Regions from separate parts of the Homo sapiens genome. Here region 1 is linked to region 2. Evidence: chromatin contacts called from ENCODE Hi-C or POLR2A ChIA-PET data. All regions are on one chromosome and are shown on one strand. The core of a region is the stretch at or near the end of the contact, and the rest is flanking DNA. Distances in the headings are between cores, read along the strand shown.

Region 1 (7,336 bases), core at 3,176-5,675, 380 kb before region 2:
TTACCTTTCTATGTGCACATGACTTTCCTATCCATCTAGGTTATAAATTACTGAGACCAAGAACTTTGTTTGGCGCTTTTTAGCACACATAGCACTACAGTCCAGAGTAAGTGGTAAATGAATCTGGTTTTGTTAAGTGTCAATAATCAGTTAAATGCTAGTGGTAGAAATTTGAAAGCTTGGGAGGAAAAAGATGATGATACCTGAAAGTTAAATTAGGAAAAATAAAGCTGAAAGCAGCCAGGTGCAGTGGCTCACACTTATAATTGCACTTTGGGAGGCCAAGGCAGGTGGATAACACGGTCAGGAGTTCGAGACCAGCCTAGCCAACATGGTGAAACCCTGTCTCTATTAAAATACAAAAAAAATTGGTTCACTCCTGCAATCCCAGCACTTTGGGAGGCCAAGGTGGGCAGATCACAAGGTCAGGAGTTCAAGACCAGCCTGGTCAACATGATGAAACCCCGTCTCTACTAAAAACCCAAAAATTAGCCGGGCATGGTGGCAGGCGCCTGTAATCCCAGCTACTGGGGAGACTGAGGCAGGAGAATGGCTTGAACCCAGCAGGCATAGGTTGCAGTGAATGGAGATTGCACCATTGTACTCCAGCCTGGGCAACAAGAGTGAAACTTCATCTCAAAATAAAATAAAATACATTCACATTGTGCAATTGTCACAGTGCAATGCAAGGTATTAAAAAAAAAGATGGTGATGGGGTGGAGCAAGAACTGTAAATTAAAAGTGATTCAAGAGATACATCAGCCAGATGCAGTGCATGAACCTAATTTGGATTCATGCATCTGGAGAACTTTTCCATCCTTCCAAACTGAAACTCTTCACTCATTAAAAATAACTCCTTTTTGCCCCTTCCTCCTAGCCCCTGGAAACCATCATTGTACTTTCTGTCTCTATGAATTTGACTACTGTAGGCTCCTCATATAAGTGTAATCAAGCAGTGCTTGCCTTTTTGTGACTGACTTATTCAGTCAGCATCATGTCTTCAAGGGTCACCCGTGTTGTGGCATGTGACAGGATTTCCTTCTTTTTTAGGCTGAATAACATTCCATTGTGTGTATGGACCACATTTTGCTTATCCGTTCATCCATCCATTTGGGTTGTTTCCATCTTTTAGTTACTGCGAATAATAATGCTGCTATGAATGGGCATGCTGGTGTATTCCTGTAATCCCAGCTACTTGGGAGGCTGAGACAGGAGAATCGTTTGAACCTGGGAGACAGAGGTTGCAGTGAGCCAAGATCGCTCCACTGCACTCCAGCCTGGGCAACAGAGCAATACTCCATCTCAAACAAACAAACAAACAAACAAATAAATAAAACCATTCCTTTTGTTTTCAAAACCCAAGTCTCTGCTTTCAATTATTTTGGTATATACTCAGCCCAGTCTATATTTGGAGGCCATTATTTGTAGTTATGTACTTTTTAGACATCCCAAATATCTATCTTGTCCCCACTTTAATTCTCGAAGATCTACCCTCCATTTCTATCCTTTAGTAAGCCCAACCTAAAAGCCATAGCCTCCAAGTGTCAGGAGGTTTTAAGAGTCGATTTGGAAGGAAAGGCTGGGGTTGTGGACAGGCACTCAGTCATAGGATTCGGTCCTTCCTGCTACACCTGGGCCTGATTGAGAACAGCAGATGCTCAGTCTCCAGGCTTAGGGACTCGGTATGACTGTTCAGTAAACAGCGGTCAGACAGAAGGAAGACAGAGCCCAGGAATCTGAGCCTTCTACTTTATACTTGAGTGTGGCCGGGACTCCTAAGAGCAGTTGGAAGGCACTGTCCGGAGCTGAGAACAGTGGACCCTGCTGCTGTGCTGCAGTCCCGCGAGGCCCTCAGAGAATAAGCTTCTCCGCCACAGGCTTAAGTCTGTCCAGAAAAGGGACCCTGAAACACATGCTTACTGGTCAAAGTGATTGTGAGGAAACATTAAATATTAAAGGAGACTTGGGTTTTGAAAACAAAAGGAATGGTTTTATTTATTTATTTATTTAAGATGGAGTATCACTCTGTTGCCCAGGCTGGAGTGCAGTGGCACGATCTTGGCTCACTGCAACCTCTGCCTCCCAGGTTCAAGCGATTCTCCTGTCTCAGCCTCCTAAGTAGCTGGGATTACAGGCATGCACCAGCATGCCTGGCTACTTCTTGTATTTTTAGTAGAGACGGGATTTCGCCATGTTGGCCCGACTGGTCTCAAACTCCTGACCTCAGGTGATCCGCCCGCCTTGGCCTCCACAGTGCTGGGATTACAGGCATGAGCCACTGTGCTGGGCTGGAAGCATATCATTTCTAAGCATTCGTGGGACTCCTCCATTCTACTTAGTGCATGCTTTCAGAAAAAAAAAAATAGAAGGCAGAAGAAGGAAAGAGATATTCACAGCTTTGCGGAGAAGGAAGTTACTTGGGTTCTTTTCTGACCTTAATCTAGTATTATGGCTGGGCGCAGTGGCTCATGCCTGTAATCCCAACACTTTGGGAGGCCGAGGTGGGTGGATCACCTGAGGTCAGGAGTTTGAGACCAGCCTGACCAATATGGTGAAACCCTATCTCTACTAAAATTACAAAAATTAACCAGGCATGGTGGCATGCGCCTGTAATCGCAGCTACTCAGGATGCTGAGGCAGGAGACTTGTCTGAACCCAGGAGGTGGAGGTTGCCGTGAGCCAAGATCACCACTGCACTCCAGCCTGGGTGACAGAGTGAGACTCTGCCTCAAAAAAAAAAAATCTAGTATTGTTAGAAAACATAAATGACCTCTTAACAGCATTTTATGAAAAGCCTTGAGATTACAGCCCATTTTTTTATTTTTTTTTATTTTTTATTTTTTGAAATGGAATCTCACTCTGTTGCCAGGCTGGAGTGCAGTGGTGCAATCTCGGCTCACTGCAACCAACGCCTCCTGGGTTCAAGCGATTCTCCTGCCTCAGCCTCCCGAGTAGCTGGGATTACAGGCATGTGTCACCACACCCAGCTGATTTTTGTATTTTTAGTAGAGACGGGGTTTCACCATGTTGGCCAGGATGGTCTAGATCTCTTGATCTCTTGATCTGCCCACCTTGGCCTCCCAAAATGCTGGGATTACAGGCGTGAGCCACCGCGTCCAGCTGAGCCAATATTTCTTATATGATTTCTGGGGTCCAATAAACACTTATTAAAGCCTGCAGAAGACTTTAGAGGAATTCTCTTTTCCACAATATCTACTGAGGTAGAGAAACACCTGCTTATTTGCTTAGTGTAGATTTGGCCTAATGCTAAATCCATCACTGATTACTATCAATTTCTCAATTCAGAACGAAAAATATGAGTGAATATCTGCAAATGAGTAGGTGCTGGAGATGAAACTACCTTGACATATGAAAGGAATATACAATGACAAAAATCATTCTAAGCATTAGTCAACTAGCCCCTTCTGTCAGAGAATATTGTGTAGAAAGTCCAGGCGACGTCTCTTAGCAGCAACATCTGCTGGGTGCAGGCTTTGTTTTGGAGCAAGGCCAGACCTCTACTGGAGGTAGGAGAAAAGTCTCCAGTCTCTATGTATGCCAAGAAGCATCATCTCAGGGGGTTGGCAAAAGAACCAGAGAGTGTTACAAGAGAATCACTTCAGCAATGCAATTTCCTAGGCATTTAGAACTGTGGGGTTGTTTCTTTTTTTCAGTCTTTGCAGCTGAGATCAAGCCCCCATGAATGAGCCGTTAAAAGAATCTAAAAGAGAATTGAAAAACAGGCTCCCTATTACTGAGACTCCATTCAAAAACAATTTTTGTTTTTGTACTACTGTGCAAACCTACTCTTTGGAAATATATTACCTGGGAAATCTGGAATTTATTTTATTGACACATGCTTGAAAGCTAAATCTAACTGATTTTTAAGCTAGTCAATGGGAAGAGGTCATGCAGGAGACCAGCAATTAGATCACTGCTATCTTTTTGTAGATGGCTCAGCTCCACTTTGGAGCTCACCTTCAGGAAAAACAAAGCAACCCCACACCAGTCCAAACACATAACATGCACACCTGGTGGGGAATTTGGAACCTGAGCTTGCTCTGATGGAACATGAAAATGAAAGTTTCGGGGAGTAGTTATGCCTCATTTGAAACTATTTTCAGAGAGCAAACGTAGTGTTTACCCCTTTCTTTAAATGAGCCTCATTTTGCTTCTAGTGAGTGCTAGGAATCCTTGAAAAGCCTAACTCTTAACTCTTTTGCCTGTTTAAATATAAGTTGTAATAAGAGCACAAAGACCTCCCATGTTATCTTTCATCGTGCTTCCAACTGTTAACCTTTTGCCACATTTACTTTATCCTCCTCTATCTCTTTCTTGTATTTTGAAAGTACAGTCATGTACAGTCATGATGCTCTTTAGCCCAGATAGTTAGCATGCATTTCCTCGCAGGAAGGACATCCTCTTACACAATCACAGAACAGTGATCAGAATAAGGAAACTAGCATCGTCGCAACACTATTTTTTGTTTGTTGGTTGGTTTTTGAGATGGAGTCTTGTTCTGTCACCCAGACTGGAGTGCAGTGGTGTGATCTCAGCTCACTGCAACCTCCGCCTCCCGGGTTCAAGCGATTCTCCTGCCTCAGCCTCTTGTAGGGAAAAGAAAGAGAGATCAGACTGATACTGTGTCTATCTAGAAAGGGAAGACATAAGAAACTCCATTTTGAAAAAGACCTGTACTTTGAACAATTGCTTTGCTGAGATGTTGTTAATTTGTAGCTTTGCCCCAGCCACTTTGCCCCAACCTGGAGCTCACAAAAACATGTGTTGTATGAAATCAAGGTTTAAGGGATCTAGGGCTGTGCAGGATGTGCCTTGTTAACAAAATGTTTACAAGCAGTATACTTGGTAAAAGTCATCGCCATTCTCTAGTCTCAATAAACCAGGGGCGCAATGCACTGCAGAAAGCCGCAGGGAACTCTGCCCTTGAAAGTGGGGTATTGTCCAAGGTTTCTCCCCATGTGATAGTCTGAAATATGGCCTTGTGGGATGAGAAAGACCTGACCATCCCCCAGCCCAACACCCGTAAAGGGTCTGTGCTGAGGTGGATTAGTAAAAGAGGAAAGCCTCTTGCAGTTGAGATAGAGGAAGGCCACTGTCTCCTGCCTGCCCCTGGGAACTGAATGTCTCGGTATAAAACCCGATTGTACATTTGTTCAATTCTGAGATGAGAGAAAAACCGCCCTATGGTGGGAGGCGAGACATGTTTACAGAAATGCTGCCTTGTTATTCTTTACTCCACTGAGATGTTTGGGTGGAGAGAAACATAAATCTGGCTTACATGCACGTCCAGTCATAGTACCTTCCCTTGAACTTAATTATGACATAGATTCTATTGCTCACATGTTTGTTGCTGACCTCCTTATTATCACCCTGCCCTCCTACTACATTCCTTTTTACTGAAATAATGAAGATAATAATCAATAAAAACAGAGGGAACTCAGAGACCGGTGCCGGTGCAGGTCCTTGGTATGCTGAGCGCTGGTCCCCTGGGCCCACTGTTGTTTCTCTATACTTTGTCTCTGTGTCTTATCTCTCTTTCTCAGTCTCTCGTCCCACCCGACTAGAAATACCCACAGGTGTGGAGGGGCAGGCCACCCCTTCAGCCTCTTGAATAGCTGGGATTATAGGTGCCCACCAACACGCCTGGCTAATTTTTATATTTTTGGTAGTGACGGGGTTTCATCATGTTGGCCAGGCTGGTCTTGAACTTCTGACCTCTGGAGATCCGCCCACCTCAGCCTCCCAAAGTGCTGGGATTATAGGTGTGAGCCACTGCACCCAGCCAACACTGTTTTAATCTTCAGATCTTATTCAGATTTTGCCATTATCTTAATAATGGCCTTCATAGCAGAAGTCTGAGTCACATGTTGCATTCTGTTGTCATATTTCTTGGGTCTCCTTTAATCTGGAAGAGCTCCACAGTCTCTCTGTCCTCTACAATATTGGCATTTTGAAGAGTACATGCCAGGATTAGGAAAGTCCCTCCATCTGGGTTTGTCAAGAGTTCCTCATTGTCTCCTTTGGGTTATGCAATTTTGGCAAAGATTTCATAGAAGTAATGTGTTCTTCTTTTCATAGAAGTAATGTGTATCCTATCAGAAGGCATATTATTTTTAATAGAAAAAAAAAATCTTGGTATGCTCTTCTCAGTGAAAAAAACCATGAGAGTTCTAAACCATCATCAGATTATTAATGTCCTAGTCTATTTGGGCTGCTAGAACAAATTGTCACAGACTTGGTGGCTTATAGACAACGGACATTTATTTCTCACAGTTTTGGAGGCTGGAAGTCCAAGATCAAGGTGCCAGCAGGTTCAGTGTCTGGTAAGGGCTCACTTCCTGGTTCACAGATGGTGCCTTCTCTCTGTATCCTCACATGGAGGAAGAGGAGAGGGAGCTCTCGGGGCCTCTTCTGTAGGGGCACTAATTCTAGTCATGAGGGCTCCACTGTGACCTGATCACCTCCCAAAGCCCCCACCTCCTAACACCGTCACATTGGGGTGAAGATTTCAACATAAGAATTCTTGGAGTATACCAACATTCATGCCATAGCACTTAATAACCGTAATACAATTCTGTGTTTACTTACCACTTTCCAGTAGTGGGAAAAGTTAGACAGCATATCTTATTCATGTTTGCAACTTAGGACCCGGGAAAGTGCATGGCATCTAATTGGAATCCAGTAATATTTTTCAAGTGAATTCTTTTTGAGGCACAGAGTACTCTCACTTCATCTGCACAATCCAGTTTTCTGACTTCTGCTCTGTGTCCCCCACCGACCATCTGAGACGAGGTAGGGTCAGACAACCCAGTTATGGCTCAGCTCCCTTTTTGGATGTAGCATCTGGCTCTCCTCATGAACTAGGAAAACGCTCTCACAGCGAGGATCTGCCACTCACTCCAGTGCTTGATGGGTGTTGGATTATTGAACAAATGCCTGCTTAAAATACAATATGCTAGCTGGGCGCAGTGGCTCACATCTGTAATCCCAGCACTTTGGGAGGCCGAGGTGGGCAGATTATCTGAGGTCAGGAGTTCGAGGCCAGCCTGGCCAACATTGTGAAACCCTGTCTCTACTAAAATTACAATAATTAGTCGGGCATTGTGGCATGCACCTGTAATCCCAGCTACTCAGGAGGCTGAGGCAGGAGAATTACTTGAACCTGGGAGGCAGAGGTTGCAGTGAGCCAAGATGGTACCACTGCACTCCAGCCTGGGCAACAGAGCGAGACTCCATCTCAAAATAAATAAATAAATATAAATAAAACAAAATAATACATGCCAAGAGGCTCTTTCACTTCTGCTGAACACTGGAG
Region 2 (7,534 bases), core at 1,894-4,393:
TGCAGCTCGAGCTGAAAGGCAAAACCCCTGACCACAGAGTGTTCTCGTCAAATCCAGCACAGCCAAGGACATCAGCACAGGTCACTGCCCCTGGATGGGTCCTGCTCTGACCTGGCAAGACCCTACCCCTATTAGGAAGGACAACAGCAGTGCAGGCCACTGTCTTCAAAGCAGCACGTATTATATGTCTGAATAACAAACCAGAACTTTCTGGCAGTCATCACTCAGACACGGCTGCCACACAGTCAGGCTCCTAGAGGTACCGGTGACCTGCTGGTCAGTGCAGGGATGTTAGGAGCACAGCCAGCTGTGGCCCGGCCTGGGGAATTGCGGGATGACTGACTGGATTCCTAGTGAGGACAAGGATTGGTGGCACCACCCATACATTGTTCGGAGGCTCACCGCCCTGGCCAGCCTACATGATTGGATTGGCCCTGGTAGGTGTGGGCTGTGCTGAGGGCCCGAGGAAGCCTCCAATACCCAGGAGGTGACAAAGCCTAGAGGCTCTGAGCTGTAGAGACCCCTGCAGAAAACCCGGCTGCACTAGGGTTTGTGGTCCTCTCAACTCTGCAGTTTCTCGCTCTTTAGAATGGGGACAAGACCTCCTGACTGGCTGTCACAGCGGCCACTGCATCAGGATCCCCTCAGTAAACATTCCCTTCAGCCCCTACAAACAGCGCCAGGCTGTCCCCCACTCCTGGAAACCTGGCCACTAGGCATTATTAAGGTAAGTTTACTCTTTCGTAAGCCTCGTTGATGGGGTAAAAGTCTTACCAGCTACCAGTTGCTTGGTGTTTCCAATGTCTGGGCCGGTTAAGCTCCAGATCAGAAAGTCTGCCTGGTAGCCCAGGGATGGCAGGGCTGTGAGGGTCAGCAAATAAGAAAGTGTACATGTGTGCACAGGTATGTGGGTATGTGTGTGCACATGTGGTGACAATCAAGCAGGGAAAGAAATGCTAGAATGGTGAACACAAAAGGCAAGCTGGTCTAATTCATTCTGAGCCCAGGACAGCCCTGGCCCTGGTGTCAGAGAAGCAGTGTGCTCTGTCTGTGTTTACTGTGACTCACTGGGAAAGTGGGGTTTCCAAAAAAGCCTCCACTTAAACAGGCTGGCTGTCTCCTGTCCGTAAAACATACATTTTCAGCCCTTGTTTCTGCACTTGGGGCCCCTTGGTTTTTTTGGACACTGAGACAGGGAGCTCTAACTGTCTACTTCAGGAAACAGGTAATGAACGTGTCAGTGGCTTCCCTGAAGCGCAAACCAAGGCACTCAGAAGGAAAGTCTTCTTCATGGGATGGGTGGCAGGCAGAGTCTATCCTGCTCCAGTGGTCAAGGGAAGAAAGTAACTCCTCACTCACCACGAACTTGGGCCACAGTTTCCTAGCTGACAACCTCCCAGCCAGACTCTTGGTGTGCCCTTCACAGACTTCAGGGCAGCTGCTATTTACAAGAAAGCCATGGGGCTTCTTCCTCCCTCCCTCCGTCCCTTCCTCCCTTCCTTCCCTCCTTCCCTTCCTCTCCCTCCTTCCCTTCCTCTCCCTCCCTCCCTCTCCTTCTTTCATTCCCTCCTCAATTCCTTTCTTTCCTTCATTCCTCCTTCCCTCTTCCTTAAGCCCACATCACTTAAAAGCAGAAACAGCTGACTTTGTACCTCCTGGCCACAGAACGAACAACATGACTTGATGCTGCCTCTCCAAGAAGGACTTACCGTCATGTCCACATGAGCAAGAGAAGCTCCTGCCCCAGTGGGCACTTTTCCAGGATGCTGAGTGAATGTCGGCTGCAGAGTGGACATGAGGGATTCAGTGGCTTTCGGGCTGCCTAGACACAGCCACTGAAATACACGGTGCCCCTACATGACATTCAAATGCCATACAGTGCAAGTCCAGGGCAGCAATGTGACCCGTGCCTGGTCACAGGCTGTCTGAGAGCAGAGGCGGAATAACTCCCTCCAGCATGAAGAGCTGCTAGTCCTCCACACATCTCCATCCACCACCGTTCATGAAAAACACATAAAAATGCCATTCAATTAGGTAGAGGCTGATGGTTAGTCTCCGGGACAATGGAAGACAAGGGACACCCCCACCTGTCACCCGGCACTGCCACCTAAGAGACCCTGAAATAAAAATCCCACTTCACTGTTTTCTCCAGTGATTCATTCATCAATAGCTCGATGTATTCCCTTTCCCTGATTAAAAGTTAACTCCACACAAGGAAGATGAGAAAAGAAAGATTGAGAAAACAAAACTTAGACCACGAAGACTAGGGAAAAAGTAATAAAAATTGTGGCACAATCCCATTGGCAAATCCCCTCGAAGCTCTCAGGCCAGTGCACCTAGCAAAAGGGCTTCTGTGCCCTTTACACACTAGCCCCTCAAAGCTCCAGGAGTGGACTGAACCTGGGCCTTGGTAAGTGTTTGTGACTGATCTCAAATCTCCCCTGTTTCCATGAGAGAGCACTCGTCTCCCTGTTTCAGTCAATGGTAAGTCTGAAACATCTCCTTCCTTGCAGGGGAGGACATCGCATTGCCGCTCATATCCCTAATGACACACTGTCAACTGACAAGCCCAGAGCACCTTCCAAGCTCGCCCCAGGACTACGTCACAGCGTCAACTTCCCCCACTCCCAGTAATACGCTCAACCAGGCCCAAGTGAAACAATGCGCGACCTGTCCATGGCAGGCTCTCCAACTGTGGGGTCTTCCTTGTCTACCTTTCACCTCCACTCAGGGGACAGGACTCAGTGAGGGCCTCCGCCAGGTGCTGGGTCACAGCGGCCAGAAGCACGGGCCTGGCCTCTCCCTCCAGACTTTGCAGGCTCATGGGAATGCCAAGTATTAATATGAAGCACATACAGGCTTACATTTGTGAGGAGGAAAAAGAGGACAGTAAGAGAGTATGTACATTTACATACAAGCACACACAGGGAATCTTCCTCAGGGGACAGGTGCATCCTATTCACTAAGCAAGAAAACACTTCCTCTTCCCCTTCCTTTCAAAGGCCTTGATCTGCAGGACAGAAGCAGGGAGAATGAAAAGGGCAAAAAGGAAAACTAATTTAACTGTCTTCTCTTTCTGAAAACTCGGCCTATTAAAAGCACAAACAGTCGGCAGGGCGGTTTCATTTCCTTGTCTTCATTAAATCAGGAAGCTGAGATTCAGCAGAGATTCTGGCCCTAGAAGTAGCTTATCGGAAATGACCATGAATTATCACCCCAGTGTCCTCCACATGTTTTCTGGTAAGTAGTTTCTTTACTTAACTGAGAAGGTTGTTCCCAACAGTTCTCAAAAGGTGTTCAAATTCCCAAGCCTACCTCATAAAACATTTTCATAATTATAGAGGTGATAGCAACCTTGGTGAGAACAACTATCAAGATGATTTTGATGGGGTTATTTGCTAATTTTGCCTCTTCTGTGAATAAAGATACCCAGTCGGCTGACTAATACGAACCCCAGTCCAACCCTGAATGTGTCCACAACCCCACAGACCTTCATACTGATCATTGAGAACAACCCAGACATTCCCTGGTGGTGGTAAAGTTAACCGAATAAAGCACTTCTCCAATGCTCTGTATTCTTAGAGTAGCTTTACTCAAGTTTCACCGGTGGGTGGTATGGGGTCTGCTGGAAGCCCAGTGTGACAGTGTGACCCATTCACTGGGAGATACTTCCAACCTAGATGCACTATTCCGAAGCCCCAACAGGTTGCCTAAATTGATTAGGAAAGTGAAATGCCACACACACAAAGCAAGAGTTGCACACGTGCACATGTACACACACAGACACACACACACAAACACTAATCTTTAACCTCCCACCACCATGACACGGGTACCACCTTGTGTCTTTTAGCCTTAGGAGGACTGCAGGCTTGTACAGTGTTGGAGCCATCCCTGTTCTTTCCAGATACAAATGATCTAATGGAGTAACCTAACCTGAACCACAGAGCCCCACATAGGTGTTCAATATCCTTCCAGAGCATTTTTCTAGCTTTTGAGACCAGAGTGGGTCACATGGAGCGTACTGTCTCGCTGAGCCCACCCGTGAGAATTCGGACATCCACAGAGAGCAGATACTGCCCTGGCGAGGCAGTGCCTCCAGCCTAGAAGTACCCATCTGTTGGCTTAACTGGAGCGCTCATGGGGCACTGTCCCGAGCCACTAAAGTCCCGGCAATGAGAGGCTCCTCTCATGGGAGCGGCTGGCACAGAAAGAGACAACCACACACCAACATTAGGGGGTACAGCTGAGACAGCAGGAAGTGAAACCCAGCAGAAGACAAAGAAACTATTTGACCAACCTTCTCACGGGGTCATGGGAATAGTCATGGTTTCTTCACATGTGCCTCAAGTTTTAATCAGCATCTACAATGTTGTATTGCCAGACCCAGGTACATCAGCTCAGTGTCAGAGGCAAAGCTGAACGAGGCTGGTAACATTTACATGCAATGTGTCAGGCCCTATTCTAAGTACTTTACAGCATTAATCCATTTAACCTCCCCAACAGTCCAATGAGGAATGTGCTGCCCCCATTTTACAGATGGGGAAACTGAGGCACAGAGAGGCCAACTTGCACAGGATTATACAGGTAGAAAATTATGGCACTGACTCCTTGGTCTGCACTCTAAGCCACTATGCTGCTGCGTGCTAAAAACTCTAGAAAAACATATTGATTGTCCTCAGGTCAGACATCCAAAGGTCTGGAGTGGAGTGAAGAAGTCTATAAAATGCTAACAGAAGAAAAATGTGATTTTCTTCATGTTTTCCTCTAAGAGTCCTTGCTAGAGGGGTTGGTGAGGCAGTCATGCTGGCTGCCACTAGCCCAGGGAAATTCTCATGTGGGTCAGAAAAAGCACCCCTTCAAGACAAATCTAGGATAAATGTGATGTGAATGGTGCCTGGCCCCTGAGTTGTATGATGTATAACCTACACATCTCAGGGGCCAGGCCCCATTCCCAATACATTTGACAGCCTTAAGAGCTGTGGAAGGGGAATTAAAGACTTCCATGCTTTTAGAAAGAAGAAAATGCAGTTCAAGAAAAAATACTCATACATTACTTTCTGGTTTCTGCTCCCTGAACAATTATTTTCTTAAATTACAAATTATAAATCTTTGTGTGTCAACCTATATAGCAATCTTTGCATCTAAATCAAAGAGAAATCATGGTCTCCACTTGGCCTGGTGCTTTAATAACCACCTGTTCTATTATATGTTCTATTTTCCAGACAGCCAAATTCCTTTCCAAATGACCCAGATACAACCATTTTTATCAAAATTCTAAGCACAGCCCCAAGCACAGGCTAAACCGAAAGACTGTTAAATTAGTCAGAATAAGAATTTGCTGCCTCAACATCTTAGATCCAGCATGAAAATCATGGACACAAGTGGTATTTCTGTTGCCTGGATTAGAAAACAAATAGCAAGCCTGGGAAACATGAGAGCTGGGCAGCAAAAAATGCCCTCACCAGCCCACCCGGAAAGCAGCGCCCACGTCCTGAAACCACATGGACACAGCCTATCCTGGGGCCTCTTCTTTGTAAACACTTCTGCCTCCCAAGGAAATAAACTAATCAAAGCACCTTAATCAAATTTAAAGGCTAGGCCGGGCGCAGTGGCTCATGCCTGCAATCCCAGCACTTTGGGAGGCTGAGGCAGGCGGATCACTTCAGGTCAGGAGTTCAAGACCAGCCTTGTGAAACCCCATCTCTACTAAAAATACAAAAACTAGCCAGGCATGGTGGCACGTAGCTGTAATCCCAGCTACTCAGAAGGCTGAGGCAGGAGAATCACTTGAACTCGTGAGGTGGAGGTTGCAGTGACCTGAGATCGCACCACTGCACTCCAGCCTGGGCAACAGAGCAAGACTCTAGCTCTTAAATAAAAAAAAAGAAAAAAAAAGTAAAGGCTACACATGTGGGTCTACATTTAAACTGATGGATTTTGCTTTTTGAGGTTCAAGAAGAATAGGGTGATTGACTACAGTCAGTCCCCTACTTACGATGGGCTGACTTAGGATTTTTCTACTTTATGATGGTACAATACAATACCCAAACTGTACTTCACATACCTATATAACCAGTGTTTTTCACTTTCAAGACAGTATTAGGTAAATGACACAGATATTCAACACTTTATTATACAACAGGCTTTGTGTTACATGATTCAGCCCAACTGTAGGCTGATTACATTAGCCAGCCTAATGTATATTGTTCTGAGTACATTTAAAGTAGGCTAGGCTGAGCTATGAGGTTCTGTAGGTTTGGTGTATTACATGCGTTTTCAACTTATGATACTTCCAACTATTGATGGGTTTATCAGGACATAATCCATCTTAACTCATTCTGTCATTCTAGTTTGCCTGAAATATCCCTGGTTTTAGCACTGAGAGTCCCACATCCCAAGAAACTCCTCAGTCCCAGGAACACCAGGACGGCTGATCAACCCATGATAAAGCTAAAACTGAAGGCCTGTAAAAAGACAAAGCTTATAAAACAAGCCTGAGGAAGCAGTTTCAGAAGTAAACATTAAGTTCAGAAAATTTTGAGAGTTTGCATCCAACTATTCCTCTAAAAATAAACCCGGCTTCTGTTGAACAATGTAAACTTTCTAAATTAAGCCTAAAACATCTTTTTAAATTATAATGTTGAAAGTTTTTTTTTTTTTTCTCCTCTGAGACAGGGTCTCACTGTGTCACCTGGGCTGGAGCGCAGTGGTGCAATCTTGGTTCACTGCAACCTCTGCCTCCCAGGCTTAAGCAATCCATCCTCCAACCTCAGCCTCCTGAGTAGCTGAGACTATAGGCCTGTGACACCCCACTCAGCTATTTGTATTTTTTGTAGAGATGGCATCTCTATATGTTGCCCAGGCTGATCTCTAACTCCTTAGCTCAAGTGATCCATCCTCCTACCTTGGCCTCCCAAAGTGGTGGGATTATAGTCGTGAGCCATTGTGTTCAGTAAAAGTTTTATCTTGTTTTATTTGGGGGGTACTTTTGCCGATTTAAGAACATAAGGTTGAGAACTCAAAGTCTAGAACCCTGGAACCCATCCTCTTAAAACTCATTATGTACTTTAAAGGGATTAGAAAATTGGTATTAAAAATATTAAATATTTGGTATTTTTTAGTATTATCTAATTCTTTTTTTGACTATTACAAAAGTTTATTTAACAAAAAGTCTAATATGAAAATGTACACGACCTAATTTTTACATCATAGTAAAATAGAACCTATGAAGAGAGGACATGGGTTTCTCTGCTGAACAGCCATTATTTATACTCGTTCCAAGGCTTCTAACATGATGATACTATTTCCTATTACCACCATTCCAATATTGTTCTGTTGCCCACCAGTCGCCATCTCCACACATTCATCTATCACAAGATTCATAAAGGGACCAAATGACCACAATATTCCTTGGACATGTCTGCCACCATTTAATTTCAATGACAACTTCTTGTCCATAGATTTTTTCAACTCGGGAGGGTGAGCTTTGCTCATGGTGTCTACTCCATGCACTCACAGATGCCTTGGAAAG

The links. Hi-C counts contacts between places; a loop is a spot of excess contacts on that map. ChIA-PET counts read pairs that join two places held with the same protein, here RNA polymerase II (POLR2A). Pooled maps may share reads with other maps.
Region 1: a pooled map shows a loop between it and region 2 (2.1-fold over the local background). The contact joins two enhancer-like sites. A Hi-C loop is called at or near these places in 1 of 168 maps with a recorded cell type or tissue (endothelial cell of hepatic sinusoid) and 1 of 50 pooled maps. POLR2A ChIA-PET finds 5 or more read pairs at or near these places in 1 of 52 experiments (naive thymus-derived CD4-positive, alpha-beta T cell).

What each region holds. Positions count from the first base shown.
Region 1 is chr2:109,635,125-109,642,460 of GRCh38, reverse strand. It overlaps a transcript of RANBP2 not described here. Among named protein-coding and RNA genes, the nearest start is that of SOWAHC, 24 kb to the right of the region's middle. RefSeq lists enhancers at 3,449-3,588, 3,883-3,992 and a silencer at 4,393-4,582. Within about 2 kb of position 4,425, at least 4 of the 41 ENCODE cell types and tissues checked have a DNase peak (open chromatin) inside an H3K27ac peak, as active enhancers do.
Region 2 is chr2:109,251,385-109,258,918 of GRCh38, reverse strand. The region is part of intron 1 of SH3RF3 (SH3 domain containing ring finger 3); the gene reads right to left. It also overlaps a transcript of RANBP2 not described here and the pseudogene SNRPGP9. Among named protein-coding and RNA genes, the nearest start is that of MIR4266, 58 kb to the left of the region's middle. RefSeq lists enhancers at 4,131-4,420, 5,716-5,845, 5,956-6,035. Within about 2 kb of position 3,143, at least 5 of the 41 ENCODE cell types and tissues checked have a DNase peak (open chromatin) inside an H3K27ac peak, as active enhancers do.